Linked DNA regions of Homo sapiens: regions 1 and 2 are each linked to region 3. Evidence: chromatin contacts called from ENCODE Hi-C or POLR2A ChIA-PET data. All regions are on one chromosome and are shown on one strand. The core of a region is the stretch at or near the end of the contact, and the rest is flanking DNA. Distances in the headings are between cores, read along the strand shown.

What was found. Hi-C counts contacts between places; a loop is a spot of excess contacts on that map. ChIA-PET counts read pairs that join two places held with the same protein, here RNA polymerase II (POLR2A). Pooled maps may share reads with other maps.
Region 1: a loop to region 3 is called in a pooled map, with 4 times the contacts of the local background. The contact joins the enhancer-like site here to the promoter of C10orf95-AS1 in region 3. A Hi-C loop is called at or near these places in 4 of 50 pooled maps. POLR2A ChIA-PET finds 5 or more read pairs at or near these places in 7 of 52 experiments (BJ, CD4-positive, alpha-beta T cell, H1 and 4 more).
Region 2: a loop to region 3 is called in a pooled map, with 7 times the contacts of the local background. The contact joins the promoter of ELOVL3 here to the promoter of C10orf95-AS1 in region 3. A Hi-C loop is called at or near these places in 10 of 50 pooled maps. POLR2A ChIA-PET finds 5 or more read pairs at or near these places in 12 of 52 experiments (CD4-positive, alpha-beta T cell, CD4-positive, alpha-beta memory T cell, GM10248 and 9 more).

The regions. Positions count from the first base shown.
Region 1 is chr10:102,659,608-102,663,286 of GRCh38, forward strand. No RefSeq gene overlaps it. Among named protein-coding and RNA genes, the nearest start is that of TRIM8, 17 kb to the left of the region's middle. RefSeq lists a silencer at 1,661-1,720. Within about 2 kb of position 1,669, at least 25 of the 41 ENCODE cell types and tissues checked have a DNase peak (open chromatin) inside an H3K27ac peak, as active enhancers do; they include CD4-positive, alpha-beta T cell, where a contact is called at or near this core.
Region 2 is chr10:102,225,023-102,228,707 of GRCh38, forward strand. It overlaps ELOVL3 (ELOVL fatty acid elongase 3), which reads left to right and starts at 1,277. Exons shown (of 4, transcript NM_152310.3): 1 at 1,277-1,627; 2 at 2,604-2,735; 3 at 3,395-3,546. The coding sequence starts at 1,527. RefSeq lists a silencer at 1,259-1,308.
Region 3 is chr10:102,447,446-102,451,130 of GRCh38, forward strand. C10orf95-AS1 (C10orf95 antisense RNA 1) reads left to right here and starts at 2,372. Exons shown (of 3, transcript NR_038938.1): 1 at 2,372-2,577; 2 at 2,742-2,885. It overlaps C10orf95 (chromosome 10 open reading frame 95), which reads right to left. Exons shown (of 2, transcript NM_001363580.1): 2 at 2,392-3,685. The coding sequence starts at 3,648. The coding sequence ends at 3,007. RefSeq lists silencers at 2,933-3,012, 3,053-3,542.

The DNA of each region.
Region 1 (3,679 bases), core at 419-2,918, 210 kb after region 3:
CCTGCCAGGCGCGGTGGCTCATGCCTGTAATCCCAGCACTTTGGGAGGCTGAGATGGGCGGATCACCTGAGGTCGGGAGTTCGAGACCAGCCTGGTCAACGTGGTGAAATTTCATCTCTATTAAAAATACAAAAATTAGCCGGCATGGTGGTGGGCGCCTGTAGTCCCAGCTACTCAGGAGGCTGAGGCAGGAGAATCGCTTGAACCTGGGAGGCAGAGGTTGCAGTGAGCCGAGATCGTGCCACTGCACTGCAGCCTGGGTGACAGAGCCAGACTCCATCTCAAAAAAAAAAAAAAAAAGTCCCATGCCAGTGGTCCAAGCCTCACTGACCCCTAGCCACCCCTCCCCTCAGAAAAATAAAGGCTTGCCGAGCACGTTGGCTCATGCCTGGAATCCCAGCAGTTTGAAGGTGGATGGATCACTTGAGTTCAGGAGTTCAAAACCAGCCTGGGCCACATGGTGAAACCCCATCTCTACTAAAACGAAAAATTAGCCAGGCGTGGTGCCACGGGCCTGTGGTCCTAGCTACTCTGGAGGCTGAAGTGGGAGGATTGCTTGATTGAGGCTGGGAGGTGGAGGTTGCAGTGAGCTGAGATCTTGCCACTGCACTCCAACCTGGGCAACAGAGCAAGATCCTGTCTCAAAGAAAAAAAAGAAAAATAAAGACTTTGGGGCTGGCCAGACCAAACCATAGCCTTGGTCTTGCTAACTGCCTCCGCCTTCCTGCCCTGAGGGAGTAGAGGATGACTCGGGTGGGGTGGTGGACCCTTGCTTCATTGTTCCCCTCCCCAGTGTGGCAGGGAGCCAGGAGCAGTATGACAACAGCTGGCCTACCCCTTCCCTCCCCGTGCACCTGTTTGGGGCTAAAGGGAGTGGGGAAATGACTGGAGCACAGTGCCCCTCCAGCCCAGGGTGCAGGATGCCTGGGGGCAGGTGCCGGTGGACAGTCACTTCACTCCACTCAAATCTGCTTCTGTCTCACTGTCCCTTTCTCCAGTTCTCAGGAGCCCTGAGACATCCCCCGTGCCAAGAGTTGGGAGCCAAGATAAAAAGCTGCCTAATTTCTTTCCCACTTGGCCTAGTTTTGTTTTGGCTGAGGGGAGAGGCCCTTTCCCCAGGTGCGTCAATCCACTGAGATGTGGAGGGGACATTCTGGTGGGAATGGGATGGGCTTGAGCCCCTCCATGTCCCAGCTTTGAAGCCCACTCCAGACAATGACACGCTCAGGCACACATCTATAGGTGAAGCAGCAGCTGCCCAGAGTTGGCTTGGGGGGGGTTCCCTAGGCAGCCAGGGAAGCAGGGAGACGCTAACCCACCCAGCTGTCCCCAGCCACCCAGCTGTCCCTGGCTTTGTAGGAGCAGCTGTCACCCAGCTCCCAAAAGGGTCGGGGCAGAGGAGGCCCAGAAAGAGCTGGGGCTGCCCCAGGGAACAGGCTTATTCAGAAGTCATCGGAGGGGCCTTCTCTGCCCTGAACTGGTGGCCCCTTGGAGGGCTGGCTGCAGCCACAGGTGCCCCAGTGCCCAGCCCTCCCCTCCTGCCTTCCCCCAAAGGCCATCACGCCTCCCCTTTCCGGGAAGGGTTGGGGATCTGACCACGTCTCCCTACCCCACAGACTGGGGCCGACAGCTCCTGTGGCCCAGATGTGCTGAGCCCGCAGCGAGGCCACCGCGAGGGAGTGGGTGGGGGTGGTTTCCTCTGCTGCCTGCCGGCCCCAGCTCTTTCATGTTGCCGCCCTCCCCATCCCAGCCCGGAGCCAAGCAGCTGGGCCGCTCCTGCCCCCTCCCTCGGCCTCGCTCCCAGCTGTCTTTGGGGTGGGGCAGGGCAGCTGGGGAACAGCTGCAAGGCAGGAGCCTGGGGGGTGATGGGTGCCCCCTGCAACTGCCGGAAACGGTCTTTGGGCCAAGAAGGGAGTCTGAAGGGTGGGGGTGGAGAGGGCGAGGCCTAGGGGATGATCGGCTCCACCCCTTCTCCCAGCGCATCTGGCCAGGAGACCCCAGCTCAAAGCCCCCTCCAGCTTCAAAGGGCACCCTGGGGTGGGAGGCAGGAGACGAGGGTGGATGCCCTGACCCACTGAGTCCGCACCCCAGGGCCCCTCTCTCCAAGCTGTGACCTCACCTCAGGGTTCTTAACAGGCCTTGCTAACACTCTCCCACTCAGATCCTGTCATTGTCACCATGGCCTTCCTAAGACACCCTCATCTTCTCCCATCCGAGGGTGGGGGAGAACCAATTCGATTCGCAACTTCAGGACCCAGGACCCATCTAGCCGCCTGGGGGATTCCCTACCCCACCTCTGCAGCCTGTAAATTCTGGGGGAGGAGGCCCTGGAGGGAGGATCAGAGGCATGTCCTTCCCCAACCTCCCACTCTGGCCTACTAAGAAATGGGAGCAGGGCTGACCCTATGAAAGTGTGGGAGGTGAAGGAGCTGGAGTCGTGATTCCTGGGTATCCCCAGACAGACATCACCACACTACAGCCCCTCTTCTAAGGTGATCCCAGCACTTTGGGAGGCTGAAGCAGGAGGATCCCTTGATGAGACCAGCATGGGCAGTATAAGGAGATCCTGTCTCTATAAAAAATTAAAATATTAGGCTGGGCGCGGTGGCTCATGCCTGTAATCCCAACACTTTGGGAGGCCAAGGCAAGCAGATCACTTGAGGTCAGGAGTTCGAGACCAGCCTGGCCAACATGGTGAAAGCCCAACTCTACTAAAAATAAAAAAAATTATCTGGGCCGGGCACGGTTGTTCACACCTGTAATCCCAGCACTTTGGGAGGCTGAGGCAGGCGGATTACGAGGTCAGGAGATGGAGACCATCTTGGCCAACATGGTGAAACCCTGTCTCTACTAAAATACAAAAACTTAGCTGGGCGTGAAGGCACATGCCTGTAATTCCAGCTACTTGGAAGGCTGAGGCAGGGGAATCGCTTGAAACTGGGAGGCGGAGGTTGCACTGAGCAGAGATCGTGCCACTGCATTCCAGCCTCGGGACAGAGCAAGACTTCCTCTCAAAAAAAAAAAATTATCTGGGTGTGGTGGTGGGCACCTGCAATCACAGCTACTGGGGAGCCTGAGGCAGGAGAATCGCTTGAACAGGGGAGGCGGAGGTTGCAGTGAGCCGAGATGGCGCCATTGCACTCCAACTGGGGTGACAGCGCGAGACTCCATATCAAAAAAAAAAAAAAAAAAAAAAGGCCGGCACGGTGGCTCACGCCTGTAATCCCAGCACTTTGGGAGGCTGAGGCGGGAGGATCATGAGGTCAGGAGATCGAGACTATCCTAGCTAACACAGTGAAACCCCGTCTCTACTAAAAATACAAATAATTAGCTGGGCGTGGTGGCCTGCACTTGTAGTCCTGGCTACTCGGGAGGCAGAGGCAGGAGAATGGTGTGAACCCAGGAGGCAGAGCTTGCAGTGAGCCGAGATCGTGTCACTGCACTCCAGCCTGGGCCACAGAGCAAGACTCTGTCTCAAAAACAAAACAAAACAAAACAAAAACCCACAAAAAATTAAAAATTTAACCTGACGTGCTGGCATGTGTGGTCTCAGCTACTCAGGAGGCTGAGGCAAGAGGATCACTTGAGTGCTGGAGGATCCCTTGAGCCTGGGAGGTCAAGGCTGCAGTGAGCTGTGATTGCACCACTGAACTCCAGCCTGGACGACAGAGCGAGACCC
Region 2 (3,685 bases), core at 27-2,526, 220 kb before region 3:
GTAGTGGTTTTCCAAGTACAGTCTGAGACAACCTATAGGACCAGAATCTCTGCAGTTGAGGCTCAGGAATCTGGTAATCAGCCAGGTATAGGAACTCTTTTCTGATTGCAATGCAGTGAAGAGCAGAAGCACTGTATTAGAGAAAGAGGCAGTGCAACCAGGTAACGTGACCAGGTGAGAAGTGATGAGGTACAGAGACAAAGAGATGCACTTTTGAGTCACTTAGATGGCACTGATAGGACTTCCACTACACCCTCGCATAGACAGTGGCTGAGGTTCAGGAAATAGAGCTGGGGTTCCTACTTGGATCCTCTGGCTCTAGAGCTTTACTGCACATAGCCATTTATACCCACATCTTGATTTTAATTATTTTATATCTATGTTTCTTAGCACTTTTTGCAAATTTCCACCTTATCTCAAACTGCCCTCAAGCCTTGTATTTCTCCTTCGCTTTCATAAAACCTAGGAAAGAAATAAGGGACAGCCAAGTAAAACTTTTAAAAGTTTTAGAACATTTATTTCTTTGGGGCTGGTTACACAGGCGAGAAAGAAGTAGATTTGGTTAGGGAGAGAAAACAACAGGCCTTGGGGAGATACACTGGCTCTCCCCCTCCCTAAACCCTAAGAGGCCTCCAGGAAACCTGAAGACAATAATTCCAGAAGCCCAGAGGGTGACCCCATTTCCTCTCTCCATGGTTATTACTGTCAGTCTGGAGCAGTTCAGGAATTCAGGAAACTATAAAGAAACCACAACAGCCTCAACAACCCAAACATCAACATCAACAACCTCAACAATAAAACTCCTTAAAATTCATCTCCTTCCACCCACTCACAACCGCAGACTCGAAGCTAGGAGGTGGAAGGGACTACAGAAGCTCTGCGTTGCCCAGGTTAGTATTTGCTCATCACAGGCCTGGGTTTCCCAGGATCTCAGGGAGCCTGGAAACTGACGCCTCCATTTCTGGGTGGGAGCACCAAAGCCTAAGGACACCTTTCCTCTCTCTTCACTGCTAAGCAGGTCAAGATTAAAGCAAACCGAGGCAAAGGCCACGGTTGACAGTTCCAAGGGAACCCGCAAGGCCGCACAGGATGGGGTGGACGTTTTACGGGAGAAAAGGCTGGGGAAGTGGGCGGGCGATGGCCTACGACGGGACTTGGGGCGGGGTGTGCGAAACGCCTGGCAGGCGGGCCCTTGAGTATGACCAATCAGAATGCGGACTGCGTCCCAGGGGCGGAGCAGAGGCGTATCTTGGTCGAGATTGGATAGCGGCGGGGCGCAGGAAAGAGGTCGCGCCAGCCCGGGCAGGCAGCTTTGCAAGTCCGCGTTATATATCGCAGTGGCTGCGCCCGGGATAGCTGGCTGCGCCGCCGCGCACATGCCTAGGTTCGACGCCCTCCTCCCTTTGCCCAGGAGTTCCTTCTGTCCCGGCTCTGTTCCGTCTCGCCCCGAGGTTCACGCCATCCTCGGAGCCCCAGCCTTTCACCCAGCGCCTCCAAGCTTTGGACCTTGACTTCTGCAAAACTAGATGGTCACAGCCATGAATGTCTCACATGAAGTAAATCAGCTGTTCCAGCCCTATAACTTCGAGCTGTCCAAGGACATGAGGCCCTTTTTCGAGGAGTATTGGTGAGACTTTGGGAGAGGGAAAGGCCATGCCAGGGCCCCGGGGCCGGGGCGCGAGGGGGTGGCATTGAATGCCCACAATGATTTTCTTACAGAGCAGAGTTATGGGACTCCCTTGTACTGGCTTCACACTACCTTTGTCCGAGGTGCAGGTAGTATGTGGCACCTCAAAGAGATTAGAGCTGAAAGCAAGCAAGCAGAAATAAGAGGATGAGGGAGAACGTGGAAATATACAGAAGTCAAAGAGAGCGTGTAGTGAGAAGGGTCTTGGAGGCGTGAGGTTGATCTGAAGCCTTACTAGATGACTTCCCCGTCCTTTGTGGCTGTGTGTGCGCGCGTGTGTGCACAGTGCAGGGCCCGGGGGACAGCCTGCCCTTTACAATTATCCCATCGTTCCCCAGGTGCTCCACCGTTCCTGCTGTGGAGAAGGAGGCGAAGTCAGAGAGCTCTTCCAAGCTTTCCCCAGGAAGAGCTCTCTGGCTTTGCCTTAAAGCTCCCCAGAGGTTTTGGAGGCTGACTTTATGCTCCAACCAATTTGCCATACCCCAGCCAGGGAGAAGCTATTGCCACATTCTTCTTACGCCACAGCCCTGGTATGCTTCTAGGAGCCCCAACCAGGGAGAAGCTATTGCCACACTTCTTACACCACAGCCCTGGGCTGCTTCTAGGCGCGGGCCAGACAGCCGTCACCCACCTCTAACCCCACTGAGAGAGCAATAATCACAGAAACCTTGGACATAGCTCCTGCCCTGTGCTAGATACTTTGTATACGTTAATACCCCCAGGAGAGATGTAGTATTCGCGCTCTACAAATGAGGAAGCCAAGGCTCAGAGAATTAAGTTGGTTTTTCCAATGTCACATAGCTAGTAAGTGGCAGAACTGGGACTCCAACCCAGAGCACTCACCTGGAGAGATGAGTGGGCATTTCTCTAATCAGCACCCACCCATGAGCCCATCCCTCTGCCTTCTGCTTGCCAGGGCAACCTCATTCCCCATAGCCCTGATCTACCTGGTTCTCATCGCTGTGGGGCAGAACTACATGAAGGAACGCAAGGGCTTCAACCTGCAAGGGCCTCTCATCCTCTGGTCCTTCTGCCTTGCAATCTTCAGGTAAGACCCCATCCCACTCCCTGCCTCTTCTCTAGATCTTAGACCACCATTCTATCCCTTGAAGCTTTCCCGATTGCATCAACCTCCATCCTGTCCCCAAGTTGCCTTGTAACACTCTCCCCATCTCATTCTCGGCTTTAGTTCCCCTCCCAGCCTTCACCCTCTTCTGTTATATTATCCTGTTTTCCTTCTCTTTTAGACCCCTACCTGGTGGTCTCTGCTTTGTCCCTCTTGCCTTCGTAGAGTCTGTACTCGCAACTAATTTCTCCAGCCTCTAATAGTGTCACCTCCTAACACCCTCTCTCAAGACCCTCCAATAACTTCCCCATATTTTCTCCCCCAAACTCCTTCAGTCTTCCCCTATCCCTCTACACATCTCCTCCCAGGCTCCTAACCCCTCCCAAGAACCCCATTCCTTAACTCAACTTTCAGTCCCATCCCCCTGCATTCCCTGATCTTTCTCCAGCCCTCGTCTCCTCTAGACTACTGATTGGATCTACCAGATTGGCTTCAGGATCTCAGGAGCTTTGACCCACCCCCTGTGGACAGGTGGGGAGGTGGTAGAGCTTGGAACACAGTAACCTGGCCAAGCCGGGGGAAGGGTGGATTATTGGTGCCTGGGGATGACACTTACACCATCTTCCTTTGTCCCATTTCAGTATCCTGGGGGCAGTGAGGATGTGGGGCATTATGGGGACTGTGCTACTTACCGGGGGCCTAAAGCAAACCGTGTGCTTCATCAACTTCATCGATAATTCCACAGTCAAATTCTGGTCCTGGGTCTTTCTTCTCAGCAAGGTCATAGAACTCGGTGAGTGGCAAAGCTTTGTCTTTCTGGTGCCTTGTGAACTGCATCCTTCCTCAGGGCCCTCCCTTCACCCATCCCATGGAGGGTCTCTTTCCTACCCTTGGGTCCCAATAATACCTCTCACCCAAGCCCCTCTACAGAT
Region 3 (3,685 bases), core at 1,122-3,621:
GTGAAACCCTGTCCATACTAAAAATACAAAAAAATTTGCCAGGCATGGTGGCGTGCTCCTGTAATCCCAGCTACTTGGGAGGCTGAGGCAGAGAATCCCAGGAGGCAGAGGTTGCAGTGAGTCAAGATCATGCCACTGCACTCCAGCCTGGGAGACAGAGCCAGACTCCACCTCAAAAAAAGAAAAAAAAAATTAGCCGGGTGTGGTGGCGCATGCCTATAGTCCCACCTGCTTGGGAGGCTGAGGCAGGAGAATCGCTGGAACCCAGGAGGCAGAGGTTGCAGTGAGCCAAGATTGTGCCACTGCACTCCAGCCTGGGTGACAGACTGAGACTCCATCTCAAAACGAACAAACAAACAAACAAACACTAACATTTTAGCACTTAACACATGCCAGGCACCGTGGTAAATGCTTTCTGTGCACTGTAGAAACACAGATGTCATGGCATCTTCTCAATAACCTCATGAGATAGGTTTTTGTATCATCATCCCCATTTGGGATGGGGAAACTGTTTCATGGACATTAATTTGCCCAAGGTCACACAGCAGACCCATCACACTATGCCACCTCACCTTCTTGTGTTTTATAATTTTTTACAAAGGAAAAATAAGGTGAAACTAGGGATAACAGAGTTCAGGATGCAGGTTTTATATAAAAGACACTAAGCAGGCCGGGCACGGTGGCCATGCCTGTGATCCCAGCACTTAATGAGGCCAAGGCGGGCAGATCACTTGAGGCCAGGAGTTTGACACCAGCCTGGCCATCATGGGAAAACCCCATCTCTACTAAAAATACAAAAATTAGCTGGGCGTAGTGGCACACACCTATAATCCCAGCTACTTGGAAGGCTGAGGCAGGAGAAGCGCTTGAACCAGGAGGTGGAGGTTGCAGCTGCAGTGAGCTGAGATCATGCCACTACACTGCAGCCTGGACAACAGAGTGAGACTCTGTTTCAAAAAAAAAAAAAAAAAAAGACACAAAGCAAATTTGGCTCTGAGCTCCTTGGAAACCAGGACCAAAAGAAAAATATGATCAGTAATGAGATTCGTAGCGCTTAAAAGACAAAAGCAAACCACTGATCAGGAGAAACACCTTTTCCAAGGGCTGAGGTTTGAGACAACTTCTCCAAGAAGCTCACAAATACAGCAGTGCCCAATCAGCTGGCCTACAGCTTCAATAACTCACCTGTGTATACCCAGGTAACTATTGGTCAGTTACAAATGGAAGTTCAGTAAAAGAAATTTCTACAGCTGGGCCTCAAATCTGGCTAGATCCTAGTTAAAATTGGCTATGTGGCCTAACATTCCAGAAAACTCCTAGAATATTGCAAACCTCAGCCTATTAAGAATTAACGATTATTAGCAAGAATTGGGAGACAAGAAGATACATTCATCTTTTTTTTTTTTTTTTTTTTTTGAGACGGAGTCTCGCTCTGTCGCCCAGGCTGGAGTGCAGTGGGGCCATCTCGGCTCACTGCAAACTCCGCCTCCCGGGTTCACGCCATTCTCCTGCCTCAGCCTCCCGAGTAGCTGGGACTACAGGCGCCCACCACCTCGCCCGGCTAATTCTTTGTATTTTTAGTAGAGACGGGGTTTCACCGTGTTATCCAGGATGGTCTGGATCTCCTGACCTCGTGATCCGCCCACCTTGGCCTCCCAAAGTGCTGGGATTACAGGCATGAGCCACCGCGCCGGGCGGAGACATTCATCTTAACTTCCAATTAGGCCGGGCCGAGACATTCATCTTAACTTCCAATTAGGCTGGGTTACTTTTACGCCTCTTTTACTGATGAAGAAACTGAGAGTCAGAAAGCCTTAAGTTACACAGGTAGAAAATGTCAGAGCCAGCCCTAAACTCAGGTCTCAGACATCCCTCTCCTAGTGAAGCCTTCCACACTTCAAAAATAGAGCTTATGCCCTCAGCATCTCGGAGGGTGGTGGGCCAAAGGACCAAGGAGAGTTAGAAGGTGCTGGCCTGCACACTTGGAGGGAGATGGTGAAGAGGGCAGCTGGGCCCAGCGATCAGACACATGCTTTCTCCAGAGGGCCAGTTCAACTTCACGCCCCTCCACCCTACCTTCCTGTACCCCAGGGTGGGCGGTAAGACTCCCATTAAACAGATAAACAGATGGAGAAACACCACCCCAAAACATAACAATGATCTCGCAGTGTATACTTGACTTCGCTCATTTATTTATTGTTTTTTTTTTTGTTTGTTTTTGTTTTTGAGACAGGGTTTCAGTCACCCAGGCTGGAGTGCAGTGGTGCGTTCGCGGCTCCTTGCAGCCCCGCCCTCTCGGGCTCAGGTGATCCTCCCATCTCCGCCTCCCGAGTAGGTGGGACTACAGTAGTGTATCAGCACACCCGGCTATTTTTTTTTTTTTTTTTTTTTGTAGAGACAGGGTTTCGCCATGTTGCCTAGGCTGGTCTCCAACCTGGTCTCCTGGGCTCAAGCGATCCGCCCGCCTCGGCCTCCCACAGTGCTGGGATTCCAGGCGTGAGCTACCGCGCCCGGCCTATTTACTTTTCTTACTAAGCTGGGGATCACCGTCGCCCTCGGCTTGGCAGGAAGGCGGGGGTAGGGGAGCGGTGGGAAAGGGGGGTGGGCGACGACTCTGATAGAGGGAAAAGAGGAAGGGAAAGTTGGGGCTTACTGCAGGGCAAGCTCCTTAGGAGAAGGTGGGGAGGAGGAAGGAGGGAGGTCCAGGCCCTTCTTCCATCCCACGTCCTCCACTTCCCAAGGTGCAAGAAGAAAAGAGGTACAGAACACCCAGAGGTGCCCTCGATTCCGTCTTGCACTTGCCCTTCTCCCACCGTCCAGCAATAAAGCGAGAGAAACAAGTGCAGGAAACTGGCCGGCAGTCATGGGAGAAGCCAAAAAGACAGGTGAGCAGCGCGTCCGCCTCCCGCGCACAGGTGAGGGCTCACTTCTGCCTGTCGGCGGCGGCACACACAGGAAAGAGCCAAGCGCGTGCACGCGGGCCCGCCCCTAGGCCTTGCGGCGGCTTCAGCTCAGGCCCTTGCTCTTCCTGGGGCGGCCGCGCTCCGCGGCTTCCCGGGCTGGGCTGCTGTCGCCGCTGTCGGGCCGGCGCCGCACGCGCCACTCCACGCGGTGGTCGGGCTCGAGCACGCGCGGCGTCGCCTGCAGCAGGAACTGGCCGCGGCGCTGGGTGACGCGCACGTCGGCGCGGGGGTAGGTGCCGTACGCGCGCCGCAGCTCCCGGCGCACGAAGTCCGGTAGCTGCAGAGGGGGGCCCCGCGCGCGCTCCACGCGGCCCCAGCGCAGCTCGGTTTGCAGGCTCCCGCCCTCCGGCCACGGCGCCCAGCTCTCGGCCACCGCCGCGGGCGCCTGCAGCGACAGTCCCGAGATGCCGGCGGCGGCGCAGGGCCGGCGCAGGGTCGTGGCGTAGGCCGGAGGGCAGGCCCACCAGGGCGGCGCGGCCTCGGGTGGCGCGGCGGGGCCGTAGAAGCGGTGGTATTCCCGTGGGGCCGCCCACTCGCCCGCATGCAGGCTCCCGGGCCGGCTGCGGAAGCTGTGGGCCTGGACTGGGGGTAGCAGCAGAGGGGCGGCCAGGTAGGTGCAGGTGAGCAGCTGCGGCGGCGGCGGCCAGACGCCCTGTTTGGGCGGCGGCCAGCTGTACACATACATGGTCGGCCCCCCAGGCGGCTGCTGTTCTTACTGGGGG